2 separate regions of the Homo sapiens genome follow, and region 1 is linked to region 2. A link is a contact called in ENCODE Hi-C or POLR2A ChIA-PET data. All regions are on one chromosome and are shown on one strand. Each heading gives the region's core, a stretch centred on a gene start or an enhancer-like site at or near the end of the contact. The rest is flanking DNA. Distances are from core to core; before and after follow the strand shown. Region 1 holds the start of LNCARGI (lncRNA antiviral response interferon signaling inducer). Region 2 has its middle 39 kb from the start of DOCK9-DT.

Evidence for each region. Hi-C counts contacts between places; a loop is a spot of excess contacts on that map. ChIA-PET counts read pairs that join two places held with the same protein, here RNA polymerase II (POLR2A). Pooled maps may share reads with other maps.
Region 1: a pooled map shows a loop between it and region 2 (2.4-fold over the local background). The contact joins the promoter of LNCARGI here to the enhancer-like site in region 2. A Hi-C loop is called at or near these places in 5 of 50 pooled maps. POLR2A ChIA-PET finds 5 or more read pairs at or near these places in 2 of 52 experiments (OCI-LY7 and T-cell).

What each region holds. Positions count from the first base shown.
Region 1 is chr13:99,431,500-99,433,999 of GRCh38, reverse strand. It overlaps LNCARGI (lncRNA antiviral response interferon signaling inducer), which reads left to right and starts at 1,250. Exons shown (of 2, transcript NR_197585.1): 1 at 1,250-1,613. RefSeq lists enhancers at 674-1,403, 411-1,610, 1,854-1,933, 1,944-2,123.
Region 2 is chr13:99,122,056-99,129,249 of GRCh38, reverse strand. No RefSeq gene overlaps it. Among named protein-coding and RNA genes, the nearest start is that of DOCK9-DT, 39 kb to the right of the region's middle. RefSeq lists an enhancer at 4,082-4,181. Within about 2 kb of position 4,134, at least 2 of the 41 ENCODE cell types and tissues checked have a DNase peak (open chromatin) inside an H3K27ac peak, as active enhancers do; they include OCI-LY7, where a contact is called at or near this core.

The DNA of each region.
Region 1 (2,500 bases), core at 1-2,500, 310 kb before region 2:
GCTCTCCCTACACTGATCGGGGACTGGCCTCTGTCAGGCCTTGTGAGGTGCCTGTGCCCACCCACTGTGAGCCAAAGATGGAGGCTCCCAGAGAAGATAGTCCCAGCCCTCCCCCACTAGCCTGGAACCCATCCTTCCAGCTCAGATCACACTCTGAGGAAAGAGATCCCTAATCCAGGCAGCTCAGACACCTGCTAGGATTCTCCAGACCCCCGCGAGAGCGCACCCTGTGGTCCCGGGAGAGGGCAGAGTAAGCCATACCTCAACAGCACTCCACCTGCTCAATGGCATGAAACAGTTCCACATCTGCTGGACCTGGAGGAGGTGTCTTCCTAGGTCACCTACATGCAGGGCACCATGGCGATTTGGAGATACAAGTGCCACACACAGAGACAGAGCCACGGCCTGCCTTATCCAGCTGCCCCCAGCATTTTTTAAAAAATTAGACAGGGTCTCACTCTATTGCCCAGGCTAGAGTGCAGTGGTGCAATCACTGCTCACTACAGCCTTGCGCTTCTGGGCTCAGGTGATCCTCCTACTTCAGCCTCCAGAGTAGCTGGGACTACAGATGTGCATCACCATGCCCAGCTAATTAAAAACAATTTCTTTGTCAAGACAGGGTCTCAATACAATGTCCAGGCTGGTCTCAAACTCCTGGCCTCAAGCAGTCCTCCTGCCTCGGCCTCCCAAAGTCCTGGGATTACAGGTATGAGACACTGTGCTGGGCCCCTGTCAATTTTGGAAGGATCCAGTTGTGTTTCTTCATTCATTTAACACATATTTGTAGAAAGCAAATCCGTGCCAGGCATAGATGCTTGAGATTCATTAGCCAACGAAACAGAAAACAACCTGTGACCTCATGGAGCCTCCATCCCTAGCGGGACGGGTACAGCAGGGGCTTCACCCAGAGAGGCTTCCTGTGAAAACGCCCACTGGGTCCTGGGGAACTGGGAATCCCCGGCCGCTTCTGCACAGGGCTCCTGGGTGGTTTCCTGTTTCGGCTCCACAGCCGGGGGAAGTTTCTGCTGTTTGCTCCTCTGCACTCTAAGCGGAGATGTGCACACTCGCGAGCAGGGATTTTTCTGGTTCAGGAAAGTCCTGCGTCCTTGGGCGCACTTTCACAAGTGTGAGAAAGCCAGTTCAAATGTGACTTCCCGTGAGAAACCCTGCCTGGCCTCCCGCCCTCCCCGGCACTCTCAGCATGAATCATGCTGCGTTGTCACTATTGTCTTGCTCATCTGTGCCTGTCGCATTCCCTGAGTTCCTCCTGGCGGGGTCTCGGCCTTGTTCATCTTTGGACCTGGTGGCCAGCACAGAGAATGTGCTCAATGAATGTTTGCTGGATTGAATGACACACCCTCAGGTCCAAGTGGGCCATGCCCCTCTGCCTGCAGCCTGGTGGCCGTCAGGGTCAGGGCTCCCATGCTTTCTGATACCCGGGAGGATGGGTCTCTGACCATGGGATTTTGAAATAGCAATGAGCCTGAATAACATTTTGAGATACTGGCAACAACGAAAGTGTGGAATGAAACTTCCCGTTATTTCTGCTGGCTAACACTAAGTGGTTGCCACCTATGTTCATAATACAAGGAACTGCTCAGTTTCAACCAGAGGTGAGTGAAAACAGATGTCATTGTTTTCCCATGTCAGTTCATGAGCCCTCTGGGTTGTATTCTCAGGTCGCTCGAGGGTCCACTTGTGCTCCATTTAGAACCTCCGGACTCTACCGCTCATCCCCCAAGTTAGCCTGTCACCTTTCAACTCCCAGGGGCTCAGGTGTCAGGGCCTTCGCGTTGCACCTTAGCCTTGGTGTAAGTCACGTGCCCTCAGCTCCTGCCCCTCTCCCTGAGTGACGTCCTCTCTACAGACAGAACTGGGCACTTTCTCCTGCTCCCCAGTGGACCCGAGGCACGAAAGCCTCAGCAAGCAGGGAGTGACAGGCACAGACCACAGCAACCACCCGCAGCCGGAGCAGAGTTCGCGCTCTCCCAGGGGCCCTCCTTGGTGGCTTTGGGGGGGCCTCAATGCCAGGGTTTGCATCTTTTCTTTTCTTTCTTTTTTTTTTTTTTTTTTTTGAGACGGAGTCTCGCTCTGTCGCCCAGGCTGGAGTGCAGTGGTGCGATCTCAGCTCACTGCAAGCTCCGCCTCCCAGGTTCACACCATTCTCCTGCCTCCGCCTCCTGAGTAGCTGGGACTACAGGCGCCCGCCACTACGCCCGGCTAATTTTTTGTATTTTTAGTAGAGACAGGGTTTCACCGTGTTAGCCAGGATGGTCTCGATCTCCTGACCTTGTGATCCGCCCGCCTCGGCCTCCCAAAGTGCTGGGATTACAGGCGTGAGCCACCGCGCCCGGCCGCATCTTTTCTTTTTCTCCTTTTTCCCAACTACTGCTGTGCTTTCTGGCTTTGTGCCTTCCTTCTTTGCTTCCTCTCCCATCACTCCACAGACAAGGAGGCTCTGTCCAAGCTCCTGTCCTGGCTCGCTCAGCCCAGCCTTCAG
Region 2 (7,194 bases), core at 2,885-5,384:
TATAAATATCCATGTGCAGGTGTCTGTGTGAACATAAGTTTCAACTCCTCTGGGTAAATATCGTATAGTGCAATTGCTGGATTGTATGGTAAAGAGTATGTTTAGTTTTTTAAGAAACTGCCAAACTGCCTTCCAAAATAGGTGTACAATTTTGCATTCCCACCAGCAATGCCACAATGCCTGAGAGATCCTGTTGCTCCACATCTTTGCCAGTATTTGGTGTTGCAGTGTTCCGGATTAAGGCTAACCTAATAGGTGTGCAGTGGTATCTCAGTGTTCTTTCAATTTGCATTTCCCTGATGAAACATGTTGTGGAAATCTTTTTTTTTGAGATGGAGTCTCACTCTGTCGCCAGGCTGGAGTGCAGTGGCACCATCTCGGCTCACTGCAACCTCCACCTCCCAGGTTCAAGTGATTCTTATGTCTCAGCCTCCCAAGTAGCTGGGACTGCAGGCACGTGCCACCATGCCCAGCTATTGTTTTTTTCTTTTTTGTATTTTCACTAGAGATAGGGTTTCACCATGTTGACCAGGCTGGTCTTGAACTCATGACCTCAGGTGATCCGCCTGCCTCGGCCTCCCAAGTGCTGAGATTACAGGTGTCAGCCACCGCAGCTGGTGGGAACATCTTTACGTATGCTTATTTACCATCTGTATATGTTCTGTGGTGAGATGTGTGTTAAGGTCTTTGGCCCATTGTTTATTCATGTTGTTTTCTTACAGTTGAGTTTTAAGAGTTCTTTGTGTATTTTTGATCACAGTCCTTTATCAGAGATGCCTTTTGCAAACATTTTCTCCCAGTCTCTGGCTTATCTTTTCATTCTCTTGACAATGTTTCACACAGAGCAGAAATTTTTAATTTTAGTGAAGTCCAGCTTATCAATTCTTTCTTTCATGAATTGTGTCTTTAGTGTTGTATCTAAAAAGCCATCACAAACATCACAAACCCAAGGTCACCTGGGTTTTCTCCTATGTTACATTCTAAGTTTTATATATTCTAGGATTTTGCTTTACGTTAAGGTCTGTGGTCCATTTTGAGTTCATTGTTGTGAAGGGTCTAAGGTCTGTGTCTAGATTCATTTTTTGGCATATGGATGTCCAGTCATTCCAGCACCATTTGTTTAAAAAGACTCTTTCCTCCATTGTATTGTCTTTGATCCTTTTTCGAAGATCAGCTGACCAATTTTATGTGGGTCTATTTCTGGACTCTCTATTCTGTTCTGGGAATTTATTTGTCTATTATTTTGTCAATACCACACTGTCTTGGTTACTGGAGCTTTATGGTAAGTCTTGTCAGGTGATGTCAGTCCTCCAACTTTGTTCCTCTCCTTCAATATTTTGTTGGCTATTCTGGGACTTTTGCCTCTCCATATAAACTTTAGAACCAGGTTCAAGCGATTCTCCTGCCTCAGCCTCCTGAGTAGCTGGGATTAGAAGCAACGCACCATCACGCCCAGCTAATTTTTGTATTTTTAGTAGCGACGGGGTTTCACCATGTTGGTCAGGCTGGTCTCGAACTCCTGACCTCGTGATCCGCCCACCTTGGCCTCCCAAAGTGCTGGGATTACAGGCATGAGCCACCGCGCCCGGCCTAATTTTTGTATTTTTAGTAAAGACGGGGTTTCACCATATTGACAAGACTGGTCTCGAACTCCTGACCTCAGGTGATCCACCTGCCTCGGGCTCCCAAAGTGCTGGCATGAGCCGCCACGCCTGGCCCATATTTTGTTATATGTATACTTGAGTATTTAATTTATTGGTGCTAATATAAATGGTTTTATGTTTTTAATTTTAAGTTTCTCTGGATTCTTTTTGAGTCCAGTTTTATAATCCAGAGTTTTGTTCTCTTTACAGAATTTTATCATGCCCTGCTTTGATAACTTTGCATCTTATATCTTCACCCAGTGAAATGACAAACACATAAAATAAGTATGAGCCATGGATACATCCCAGAAACTGTTTCTTTGGTTTAGGATACAATGAATTTTTTATCTTAGTCTCTCATTTTTCTAAGATCCCATTTTTAAAAATAGGAAATTAAATTTACTTTTGTTCCAATTCTGCTTTAGGAAACTTGGTGTCCCTTTCATCATGGGTCTCAATTTTAACCAGAGGGGTCTCTCCCTCCATTTACTTCTTGAAATCGATGTTCTTCTTCAGGGTTACTCATAGTGTGACCTGCCAGATCTCCTGCCCCTGCACCTGCCCAGCCACCTCCTAATGGACTAATATGCGCCCCACTACAAGCTCAGCAATTTGAACTTCCCATGCTTAGCTTTGGGGCCAGTTCTGGCTTTAGCTGCAGGGATATTTAAAAGTTTAGTTCAATAGATGAAGTGAGTCCTCACCAAATCTGTTGTGTTGCTGTTTTTTCTTGAACCACAGTTCTAGTTCTAGTTCTAGTGACTGAATTCCTCACTGCCACTAAGTACACAGTTCCAAAGTCTTCTAGACTTACTTCTGGAGCCTGACAAGTGACTGTTCCTTTAGCCAGTACTGGGGCTTCCAGACATCATTGCTTCTGTTTTTTTTTGTTTGTTTGTTTTCAGTTTTTTTTTAAATTTCAATGGTTTTGGGAGTACAGGTGGTTTTTGGTTACATAGATGAGTTCTTTAGTGGTGAATTCTGAGATTTTAATGCACCCATCACCTGAGCAGTCTTTTATCCCTCACCTCGCTGCCAACCTCTTTCCTTGCATCCCCAAAGTCCATCACATCACTCTATATGTTTTTGCATCCTCATAGCTTAGCTCCCACTTTTGAGTGAGAACATACGATATTTGGTTTTCCATTCCTGAGTCACTTCACTTAGAATAATGGCCTCCAGCACCATCCAGGTTGCTGCATAAAGACATTTCATTCCTTTTTATGGCTGAGTAGTATTCCGTGGTGTATATATAGCACATTTTCTTTTTCTTACTTGTTGGTGGACACTTAGGTTGGTTCCATATCTTTGCAATTGGAAATTGTGCTGCTATAAACATGTGTGTGCATATGTCTTTTTCACATAATGACTTATATTCCTTTGGGTAGATTCCTGGTAGTGGGATTGCTGGATCAAATGGTAGTTCTCCTTTTAGTTCTTTAATGGTAGATCTACTTTTAGTTTTTCTTTTTTGTTTTGTTTTTTGTTTTGAGACAGTCTCGCTCTGTCGCCAGGCTGGAGTGCAATGGCGCGATCTCGGCTCACTGCAACCTCCGCCTCCCAGGTTCAAGTGATTCTCCTGCCTCAGCCTCCCGAGTAGCTGGGACTACAGGCGTGCACCACCATGCCCAGTTAATTTTTGTATTTTTAGTAGAGACAGGGTTTCACCATGTTGGCCAGGATGGTCTCGATCTGTTGACCTCGTGATCTGCCTGCCTTGGCCTCCCAAAGTGCTGAGATTACAGGCGTGAGCCACTGTGCCCGGCCTACTTTTAGTTTTTAGTGCTTGTCTGTTTGGATCATCACACATTACTTGCTCCCTGCTGCCAGGCCTCAGTCTGCGCTACACCCATATACTACTTATTTTCTAGACTTCCAAAGTGCTGGGCACCACCCAGTCCTCTGCCAGGCACGGTCCTCTCTGCAGGTGATCCGCTGCCTGTGTGGGGGTCTCCTCCCTCCAAGCAACCATTTTCACCCACAGGCATGTCTCAACTCCAGGTGCAGACCCCTCCCTGACTGTCCTGTTCCATCAACTCCGGTTCTGTTAAAAGGATGTGAACTTTACAGACTTCCCAGCAAGGCAGCTCCTTGGAGGCAGAGACCTCATTTGGAATACGCTCAACTATATTAAAATGTGATTTTGCTCAACCATATGAAACACTCAGTTGTTAGGACAAAAAAAAAAAAAAACCCTGCTTTTCACATTCCCATTTTACCTCTACAATGTATCATTTCATCAAACACCAATTCACAAATGGAACTTACATAGCTCGTTAACTACAGTGTTTTATTCTCTTATGAAAATATGTCAGAAAGATTTGAGAGTCTGGGACTGTGGTGAAGCCCCCATCAGCCCGGGCATATGGTGGGGGAGGTCAGGAACATTTTCTTCCAGCTCTCTTCAGACAGCAGCCAGACAGTTTTCAGCGCCTTTTTTTTTTTACCGTTTTGGTGACTCATTTCCTCACTTGAGACACAGAAATATGAATGCAGTGTCAACCAACCATAAAGGAGTGTTACGAGAGTTCTGGTCATGGAGTAATCATAATTGTATTTGGTATATGATTTGACCGTATTTATTCATAATATAATACTCTAGGGTTTGAACATCTTATTTTTGGTTCTGCTGTGAACTATATAGAACGTGATGGAAAATCACTCCCTGCACATTACCCTGGGCTGCAGTGTCCATAAAAGGCGATATGCTGGCTCAAGAAATTGAAATTGAATGATTTCATAACCAACCTGTGAGCCTCGCTTCCTCCTTCACATATGAAAGCACGTTGGCACAGAGGGGAGAAAATTTTTTTTTCATATGTTTCCACCTCACAGCTCCTTTTCTAGGTCTCCTAGTTGGAAAGACATTGATTTCTACGTGGGAAGACTTTTGCACCTGCAAGAATCCTTCACGGTCATATAGTGTCACCTCTCTCCCAAGGCAGAAATCCCATCTGCAATATTGATCAATGACCTGTCAAGGATGAATTAATTGAGTGCCTACTATGTGCTAGCTAGGCATTGTGCTGAGCCTCACACAATGGCAGACCCTGAGATAAGAATTCAAGTGCCAGGAATTTGAGAAAGGGTCCCGGAAAACACTGGAAATAGTGGACATGAGACAGAGAAGACAAGAAAGCCAATAAAGGATGCACATTATCAAGCAAATTACCACCATGGGCAGATAGAGCTCGATCCCACTAGAGAATTCTGAAAACCAAGACTCAGAATTCATCCAACCAAGGGGCCAGGGATCTGGGGTATTAATCCACCAATTCTCCATCTGTCATGGGTTCAGGCTGCTTTCAGGGGAATGAAATTTCCAGCATGTCTGGCTTCTCCATGCATGGGCACAGTGTGTTTTCAAGGTCAGAAAAAAAAAGGCTTTGAGTGGAGATTTTCAGGGGTCAGCTATAAGTAGAAGTGAATGCCAGTGGGAGGTGGGGCCACTGATACCATCTGCTACATTCAGGAAGACAGAGAATTAAGCTCTTCTCCCTACTTTTGATCTGAAGGAGCAAACGGGGACATTTGCTCCTTGAATCCAGTGGAATCCAAGGGGAAAGCCCTGGAGCAATGGAGGTGATGAGTTTGAACGAAGATGTACAAAACCTGAGTTAACTGAGCGTGCAGATGAGCAGAGAGAAGAAAAATGGCTCTAGATGACATCAGGCCATGACTAGTCATCAGTTGCCACATGAGGTTTTCAGGAATGACATGGAAATACCAGCTTTCCACAGCTGTCTGGCTCTCCCCAGGGAAATGGGAAACCCTGGTACAGAGTCGAACCTTGGGCAAAAGGGTTGGAAGGAAGCAGGTGATCTGGGCAGAGCTGCCAGCTCTTCCTCCTTCCCTGGGGAGAACTAGTTGAAAATGAGTGTAGGGAGCCTGGCAGGAGAGCCAGCAAGGCAGGCTAACCCCAGAGGTGTGTAAGTGCAAAGGCTTCACGGCCATGCTTTCAGCAGACCTGGCACTGTTCAGTGCTGTCACCCAAGCCAGCCGAGGCTGGCCTAAGCCCACTTGCTTGTGGGGAGGGGGAGCTCATGCCCCGCTGGCTATAGGTTTTTTGGGTTATGAAACTAGGCAGGGCTAAGCCTGGAAAAAGTCCGAAATCATTAGTGGAGTCTGCGGTGTGCTAGGGCAGGTGGAGGCAACTTTCCTCAGTAAGGCAGTTCGCGGCCAGTGCTGCGGTTGGTTGGGATGTTCTTTGGGCAGACTGAAGTCTACCTACCTTGAACTTTCCCTTCATTCTACTGCTGCCCTTTGGAATGCCCTGATGATTCCCAGGAAAGTTTTGAGAATACAGCACCTGGCCCATGCTGCTGATAAAGATTCCCTTTTGGATAGGTGTTTGTGGTTTGTGATGATGTAACTAATGATTTTGTTTCCCTGGTTTCAAGCTAGACTGTTCTAGTCCATATATTTCCAGGAAAACAACTCTGCCGTGGATACACGTAGGGTGTGTAGTGTGTTCCTGCCACGCTCCTCATCCCTGCCCTTTGACTTCCCATCTCGGGTTCACAATGCCAGGCACTGGCTCCAGCAGAAATGTCTTTCTCCTTTTCCTTGGCTCTTCCGTTCCATACCCACCACCAGGCTTTCCCTGTGTTGTAATGTCCACGCTTCTTAAAGGATTTTAAATGGACTCAACGTTTATTCGGATTATCTCTCATTGAAATACCCATATTTTACCACACTGTGAACCTGTCATATCAATAAAGAAGAGCTTTCAGCTGGTCGTGGTGACTCACCCCTATAATCTCAGAACTTTGGGAGGCTGAGGCGGGAGGATTGCTTGAGGCCAGGAGTTCAAGATCAGCCTGGGAAATGTGGCAAAACCCTGTCTCTACAAAATAAAAACTAAAATAGCATGTGCTTGTATTTCCAGCTACTTGGGAGGCTGAGGCAGGAGGATCGCTTGAGTCCAGAAGGTAGAGGCTACAGTGGGCTATGATCACACCACTGCACTCTGGCCTGGGTGAGAGGGCCAGACCTTGTTGAAGAAGAAGAAAGAGGAGGAGGAGGACTTTCATTCATTTTATGTTAACTGAAACTTAAAGCATAGGAAAGGTTTAGAATGAAATGCTCTGCATGTTAGGTGACAAAGCACGATAACAAAACACAAAGCTGGCATTCTACCCAAAAGCAAAAGGAAAACAACCTTTTGCTTGTTTAGCCAAAACAGCAACTTTAAGAATGAATAACATGATGCTCATGTATTGGCAAGTCTGCCCCCTTGTACTTTGGTGAATTTGTATAAATGATATTCTTACATTGCAATCAGGATTTGAAACACTGCTTTTTCTCAGATGGAAACAAGCCTTTTATTGTTCACTCTGCTCTGAAGCACCACCCCAGTGTTAAAGCACAACCACCGAGTGGAGATAATTAGATGAACCTAGAAGTTCTAGCAGGGAATTGAAAAGTTTGGCCAAAAGAGCTTGTACCTTTGAAGTGAAACATTTTCTATTTCATTTTAGTTGCATGTTTATGAGGTCCTGAGAAATTAAAAATCATGTGTTCTGGTTACAGCTGGCACCCGCACCAAAGG